Regions from separate parts of the Mus musculus genome. Here region 2 is linked to region 1. Evidence: chromatin contacts called from ENCODE POLR2A ChIA-PET data. All regions are on one chromosome and are shown on one strand. Each heading gives the region's core, a stretch centred on a gene start or an enhancer-like site at or near the end of the contact. The rest is flanking DNA. Distances are from core to core; before and after follow the strand shown. Region 1 holds the start of Zfp383 (zinc finger protein 383). Region 2 holds the start of Capns1 (calpain, small subunit 1).

What was found. ChIA-PET counts read pairs that join two places held with the same protein, here RNA polymerase II (POLR2A).
Region 2: POLR2A ChIA-PET joins it to region 1 with 13 read pairs in Patski. The contact joins the promoter of Capns1 here to the promoter of Zfp383 in region 1. POLR2A ChIA-PET finds 5 or more read pairs at or near these places in 2 of 5 experiments (Patski and embryonic stem cell).

What each region holds. Positions count from the first base shown.
Region 1 is chr7:29,906,800-29,910,214 of GRCm38, reverse strand. It overlaps Zfp383 (zinc finger protein 383), which reads right to left and starts at 1,698. Exons shown (of 5, transcript NM_001243908.1): 1 at 1,564-1,698; 2 at 1-32. The coding sequence starts at 1,570.
Region 2 is chr7:30,193,571-30,196,985 of GRCm38, reverse strand. It overlaps Capns1 (calpain, small subunit 1), which reads left to right and starts at 1,833. Exons shown (of 11, transcript NM_009795.4): 1 at 1,833-1,980; 2 at 2,885-3,108. The coding sequence starts at 2,900.

The DNA of each region.
Region 1 (3,415 bases), core at 449-2,948:
TTTCTCCACTGGGTACCTCTGGAGGAGTGGAGCTGGGGGAAAAAATGAGTCATGAAGTCCTAAGTCTTTTAATAAAAGGCCACCCTGGATCCATACCTGTCACCCAGGGAGAAGTCTAGGTTCTCATGATAATGTCTAGAGTCAGAGAAGGAATGTAGCCTATGTTGTCCAATACTGGAATCTGTTCTTATCTCACTGGGGGTCTCTTAGGACAGAAAATTGGAGTCACTTGGGCAGTCAGAGGCACACCAAATCTACAAACCCACAGCTGCTGTCAGTCACCCACCATGGAACCACATATATCCTCACAAGCACACCCTACCCAAATGACAGCACAACAATGTATGGTTGGATAGTCACAGTCACACATCCATCCTGAGGATGAAATCACAACCACATTTATAGAACCCTTAAATACAACACCACATAAAACCACAGTGCTACAAACGGGCACAACAGGAGACTCACGGCGGAGTCACACAACAGTTATAATCACTTCCAGTTGCCCTCATGAAATTTTACACAATCAATACACAATACACATTCAACAGAACATAACAGCCCCTAAGACACACATACTGTCAGCTTGACAATTACATGCCATCTTCCAATTGTAGTGAGAATTCTGGAATTTTGGTTTCATTAAAAACCACAGGAATAATAAAAAAAAATTGAAAAAAAAACCCACAGAAATATTCTGAGAGTATGTCTCTGCTTTAATTCCAGGTGCGTGTGGGGTGCGTGTGGGAATATGGGGCTACCTCAAAGCAGCTCATTTACCTGTGCTCTAGCATAGGTATGGGTTTGCCAGTGGCAGATAGTTTCTGCAACTGTGTGGCATTTGAAATTTTGAGGACTTTTCAGAGGATACATAAATGCTAGGGTCCAGACAAGCAGGATTGGATTGGTGGTTGTTCAGGGAGTATGGTAAGGTTTGTTAGCAGTCATGATCAAAGAAGAAACAAATTAGAGTCAAGGATCTCTCTCTCTTTTTCTCTCTCTCCCCCATCTATTTTTCTTTCGCTCCTATCTAGCAGGAGGGTGGTGTTGTGTGTGTGTGTGTGGGGGGGGGGGGGGGGTATAAAGGGTCGGTGAATAAAGGAACCCACAAAGTAACAAAGATCAGCTACATCCAACCATGCTCATGGTATCACATAAAGTTACATAATCACACTCAAACATCCTCACAGTCACAGGTACCCAATACACATAGTATACAAACATACAGACAGTCCCCCTCTGATTAACACTCTTGGAAGCATAATTACTGGCTATCTGATATATCCCTCATACACAGGTGCTATACCGTTACACACAATAGGTCCAAACACATTGGGACACAATCACACACACTGCCACAAAGTTATTAATCACATATAATAAAGAAAACGTGCATACGTACACACACAGCTCTGCGCATGTTCACAGGTCATTGACACACCCACCAAAGAATCCTAAAAATCACAGCCACGCACTCACTGCGTCCTAGAGTCACTTAAGGTCACACTTAAACAGAGCCAAAGCCTCACTGCTGCTCATCCTGCTAGACCAGCTCCCACTGACCTGACATCTCAGATACTGACTGGTATTTCCCTTCAGACCCCAGGGCCGCAGCTTTGGAGCCTTAACAAGGGCCTATAGGCCGCTCGCCGTACACTTTCCCGTCCCCGGACGACGAGGGTCCCGCAGGCAAAAGAAGGGGCTGCCTAGCACTCGCGAACGCTTCTGGGAAATGTAGTCCGCGATTGGAACTGGCGGGGAAGATGGCATCCATTCTCGGATTTCCCGCCAGAGCACGGCCTGAGGCAGGCCGAGGAGCTCGTTCCGCATTTTCAATTTTGTGCGTGAAATTCCTAGACAGATATACAAACTCGGACAGAAACTCTTACAATGCATTGAGCCCCTTCCATGATAGGGGGCCAATCTCAGAGAATCACTGTATGTTTTTGGAGTAGGTTTGCACCGGAAGTTGTGTAGAGTCGCGTGTATTTCTGGGAAATGTAGTCTAAAAAAGGAACTGCGTGGCACTGGTCTCCTGGAACAAAGTTGTTGAAATGATTTCTGAGATACCACACCCTGAGTCTGGACATTTCTGGGCCTTGTAACTCACTGTAGGAATTTTCAGGATGACGACAGATTCTCCGTTTTACCCTTTTCTGTTGGCGAGGCTCAGCATAGGATTTATATGATCCATTTAGGTGGCATATAAAAAAAAAGAATGAATATTAGTTATTAAAATCTATCAGATTTAGGAAGAATTGTAAACGAGTGGTTGTTCCCGAATAGGTATAGGGTTCTGTTATAACGTAGTGAAAAAAATTCTCTTCGAATTTTTATTTATTTTGAGTCTGGGTCTCACTCTAGGCGGACTTGCAAGTCACTATGCAGACTTGGTTTGCACTAAACTCACGTAGATCAGTCTGTCTCTGTCTCACAAATGCTTGGACCAAAGGCAAGCTTCATCATACACTGGGTACACCGTTTTACTTTGGTGTTTATGGGACTCATTTCTATATAAATATTTCCTTTCTTAGCTGCACAATATTCTATTTTATGAGTTATGTGTATGAGTTTGTATATCTAGTCACACGTTTGTGGTTGTTACAGTAATCTCTAAATTAGTTGATTTTAATAAAGGAAATAGAAGCGTTTGTTTACAATTCTTCTCGCTCTCTCTCTGTCTTTTGAGACAGAGTGTAGCCCTTGGCTGTCCTGGAACTCACTCTGTGGACCAGGCTGGCCTCGAACTCAGAAATCTCTGCCTGCCTCTACCTCCCTAGTGCTGGGATTAAAGGAGTGTGCCACCATCGCTGGCTTGTTTTTCCTGTATTTGCCTGTAAAGGTCAGAAAGGGATGTTACATCACCTAGGGTTACAGACAGATTTGTGAGCTGGGAACAGAACTCCGGTCCTAGGCAGAGCAGTATAAGCAAGCATTGTTTGTTTGTTTGGTTTGGTTTTTTGAGACAGGGTTTCTCTTTATAGCCCTGGGTGTCCTAGAACTCACTTTGTAGACCAGGCTGGCCTCGAACTCAGAAATCCACCTGTCTCTGCCTCCCGAGTGTTGGGATTAAAGGCGTGCACCAGCACGCCCGGCCCTATTTCAGCTTGTAATGTCAGTCTTTTGAGCTTAATTAGATATTTAGAGGGTGAGCCATGGTATTAAATTAAGGCTTCATTTACACACTAAGGAGATTGCTATCCATTAATTATATTTTAATTTTACGTGCTTTTAATCACATGTTGGTGCCATCACGCCTAGCATTAAACTATTCTTTTTCTTACAGCTGCCTACTAGTTTACTTGAGGTGGTTAGAGTGGAGAATAACGGAAACGGATGGGCTTCACCCATGCATTCTTCTCTGTCCTTCCGACACCCTGACGTGAAGGGAGCTTCACGGCGGTATCTTCCAAGG
Region 2 (3,415 bases), core at 584-3,083, 290 kb before region 1:
GAGCCTAGATCTGGACTTGAGACACTTGGGAGCTGCTTGATGTGGGTGCTCAGCACTGAACCCGGGTCCTCTGGAGGAACAGTCAAGACTCTTGACCCCTGAGCCATCCCCAAGCAAAACTCCCATGAACCTTCTTTTGTTTGTTTGAGACAGGGTCTCACCATGTAGCCCAGTCTGTCCTCTGGAACTCACTGTGTAGACCAGGCTGGCCTCAGAGTTCTCCCTGCCTCTGCCCCCTGAGTGCTGGGATCAAAGACAAGTGCCACCACGATAGGCTCCCTTAAGTATTTTTAAATCGTTGTTTTGAGATAAGACCCTGTGGTGTAGCTCGCCTGCCTGAGTCTTCTGAGGCCTGGGCATGTGTCATCATGTTTACTGTTGGTCTGAGGGCATGAAGCTGGCAGCCTCTTCAAGCCTTGGGTGGATGTGAGGACAAAGAGGTCTTCCCAAATGAGAGATGTCTGAGCTCTGGTCCAAAGTGGAGGACACAGACAGTCAAGTCCAAACACAGGAGTATTTGTAGGCAGAGGACAGGGCTTATGCCAGCGAGTTGAGCCTGAGGTCAGACTGCTCAGTGTGGCAGGGAGGGGTGTGGCAGAGAGGGAATCCACATTAGTCATCACCAAATGATTTATCCGCTAAGGCTTAGGCCTGGGTCGCCACCCTCTGTGCTCCCGCCTTTTAGAGTTTCCGGTTTCGACAGGTTAAATCTTGCTTCACACACACACACACACACACACACACACACACACACACACACACACACACAGGTTTGAGCAATGATTACCTGGCCTGGTCCCAGCAAGCCCTTAGGTGGCGTTAGTGCAATTACGGTCTTGTCTGCTGAGATCTTATTTGACTGATTATCATATTAAGTTATCGGAGATTCTTTGAACAGGTAAAGCAGACTGGTTGTTTAACCTCAGTTTACTTATACATAGAATGGGGACAATAACAGACCTATCCCACAGGCCTGCTTCGAGGACACACAACCTAGTGAGTGGAGAGTATTTAGGGACCGGCAGGTATTTGTCGATGTTGTTTAAGGATGAGCAAGAGTAAACGAGCTAAGGGAACCAGGTGAGCTCCCAGCTGAGGGAACAACATGGCGACATAGGGACTAACAGAAGAGCTGCCATTTACTATGTATTTATCACTTAATTCTGATAGGGGCTTACCCTAGTGTCCTCTAGGGTCTCATGTAGCCCAAGCCGGTCACAAACTTGTTATGTACTGAGAATGGCTGCCTGCCCTCACCTCCCAGTGCTGGTTTTACAGGTGTGTGTCATCACGCCTGGCTATGTTCCCGCCTTACACATGAGGAGGTCATTACTCAGAGACACCAGGTCACTGTTTTAGGGATGAGCAATAAAGACTCAAACCGAGGTTTATATAGTTCCTAGGGAGTGGCCAGACAGCCAGACTAGAAGCCCAACAGCGACCTGGGTGAGAGGCACAAACTGATGGTAAACTTAAGATGTAGATTCCTAGCATTCGGGAAACAGAAGCAGGAGGATTGTTTCAAGTTCGAGGTTAGCTAGGGCTTTAGGTCATCATTTAGAGGATGTTTAACAAACCTCTGTCTCAAAGTGCACAATGAATGAATGAATGAATGACAACTGAAGTCCTTTTTTGCAACTATATACTGCAACGGTGACCGGGTACCCTGTATCTAGTTCCTGGAGGCTCCAGTACCTGGGCGTTAGAATAATTTATTCGTACTCAAAGCTATTTAATCTGGACAGCGTTGAATTTCCAGCAGTGTGTGTATGGGGACGGATGAGCTAAGCAGAGACTTGCAACCATAACCCTCCCGCGCAGGCGCAGTCTGCAATGGAGGCTCTAGGACCGCGCAGACGACGGCTGGGTGGCGGCAGGGTCTAACCCGGAGTAGCTGCCTGAGTCACCGGCCCCGCCCTCCCGAACCGGACACAGCGGAGGCCCTGCAGCAGGCGAGCAAGACCGCGGACCGCCGGATCCGTAAGTGAGACGGGACACTCCAGTCCAGCACCCCTGCACCCTGTAGATCCGGAATCCGTAGTCCTCAGATCTGGCGAGACCCTAAAGTCTTGGCCCTTGGGGGGTCCTAGGACCGGTGTTCTCAGATTCGAACCATCGGGCCTGTCAGCCCCTCCAGAACACTCCTTACCATCCCGGATCTGACGACCAAAAAATATAAGCCCAAAGATCAGAGAGATACCCGGAAATTATTTTGGGCGTCTAGAACCACAATCCGAGATCGTGGTTCCCATTTGCGGTGGGAAGAACTCCGTTATCCAGGATCCTCCGGGCGCACAGCCATAATTTTTGGCCGGAGCCCACAGATCCCGTAGTGACAGTGTAGTCCCTCTGTCGAGAGTATCTGAATGTCTTAATCCACATTAGGAACTTCCTGGTCAGCCCTGGGTCATCCCTACCCTGAGCTTAATTTTGGAAGGCCTGGATCTGAGACACGTTCGGTTTTACACACCTTAGGGTTTCTACACGAGAATCCCCTGTTTTCCCGCTGCCTCAAGACAGGGTAAAGCAGGCAGGCGCTGTAGCCGAGGCTGGCCTTGAACTGGTCCTCCAGCCTCAGCCTCCCAATTTCTGGGATTACAGTAGAGCGCTACCACGCACGCCCAGCTGTACCCCTGTCCTCATGCCTATATATATGCAGTCAAGCCTGGGCCAGGGTACTTTCTAGACCCTAGGAGGTTTCACATCTCCTATCACCTGTCCAGACCCCTAGCTAGAGGCTCTGTCCCCATCTCGAGGCCTTAGTTTCCTCCCCAATCTAGTTGCCGGAAATGCTTGCTTTTTTTTTTTTTTTTTTTTTTTTTTTTGCGGGAAGGGCTGGGCTCCTGGCAAGGCCACTACCCGACCCACCCCTTTTACTTTACAGGACTCAGCTGCGATCATGTTCTTGGTGAATTCGTTCTTGAAGGGCGGCGGTGGCGGTGGGGGAGGCGGGGGTCTGGGCGGGGGCCTGGGGAATGTGCTCGGAGGCCTGATCAGCGGAGCTGCTGGCGGCGGCGGCGGTGGCGGTGGAGGCATGGGACTGGGAGGAGGTGGCGGAGGCGGTGGAACTGCCATGCGCATCCTGGGCGGAGTCATTAGCGCCATCAGGTAAGGCGGGGCCTGAAGGGGCGGGGCGGGCCAAATAATAAAGACTCACTTAGAGTCCGACCTGAGAATTCTTAATTAGTCTGGGCTGATCCATACCGGAAAACTGGCCCTAAGGGGATTCTAGCGAGGCTGGTGTCACTTTTTAGTACCAGGATTAGTAAACCTGCTTCTGTGGGTCAACAAATAGGATGCAGTTTCTTGGGGATAGGGGCTCTTCTGTGTTTGGGGAAGGTGCAATTCTATAGGATTGTATCCAGCCTTCACTGGGGGCGCAGCCAGTGGATCTAAGGCTGTCCATGGCTTAAGA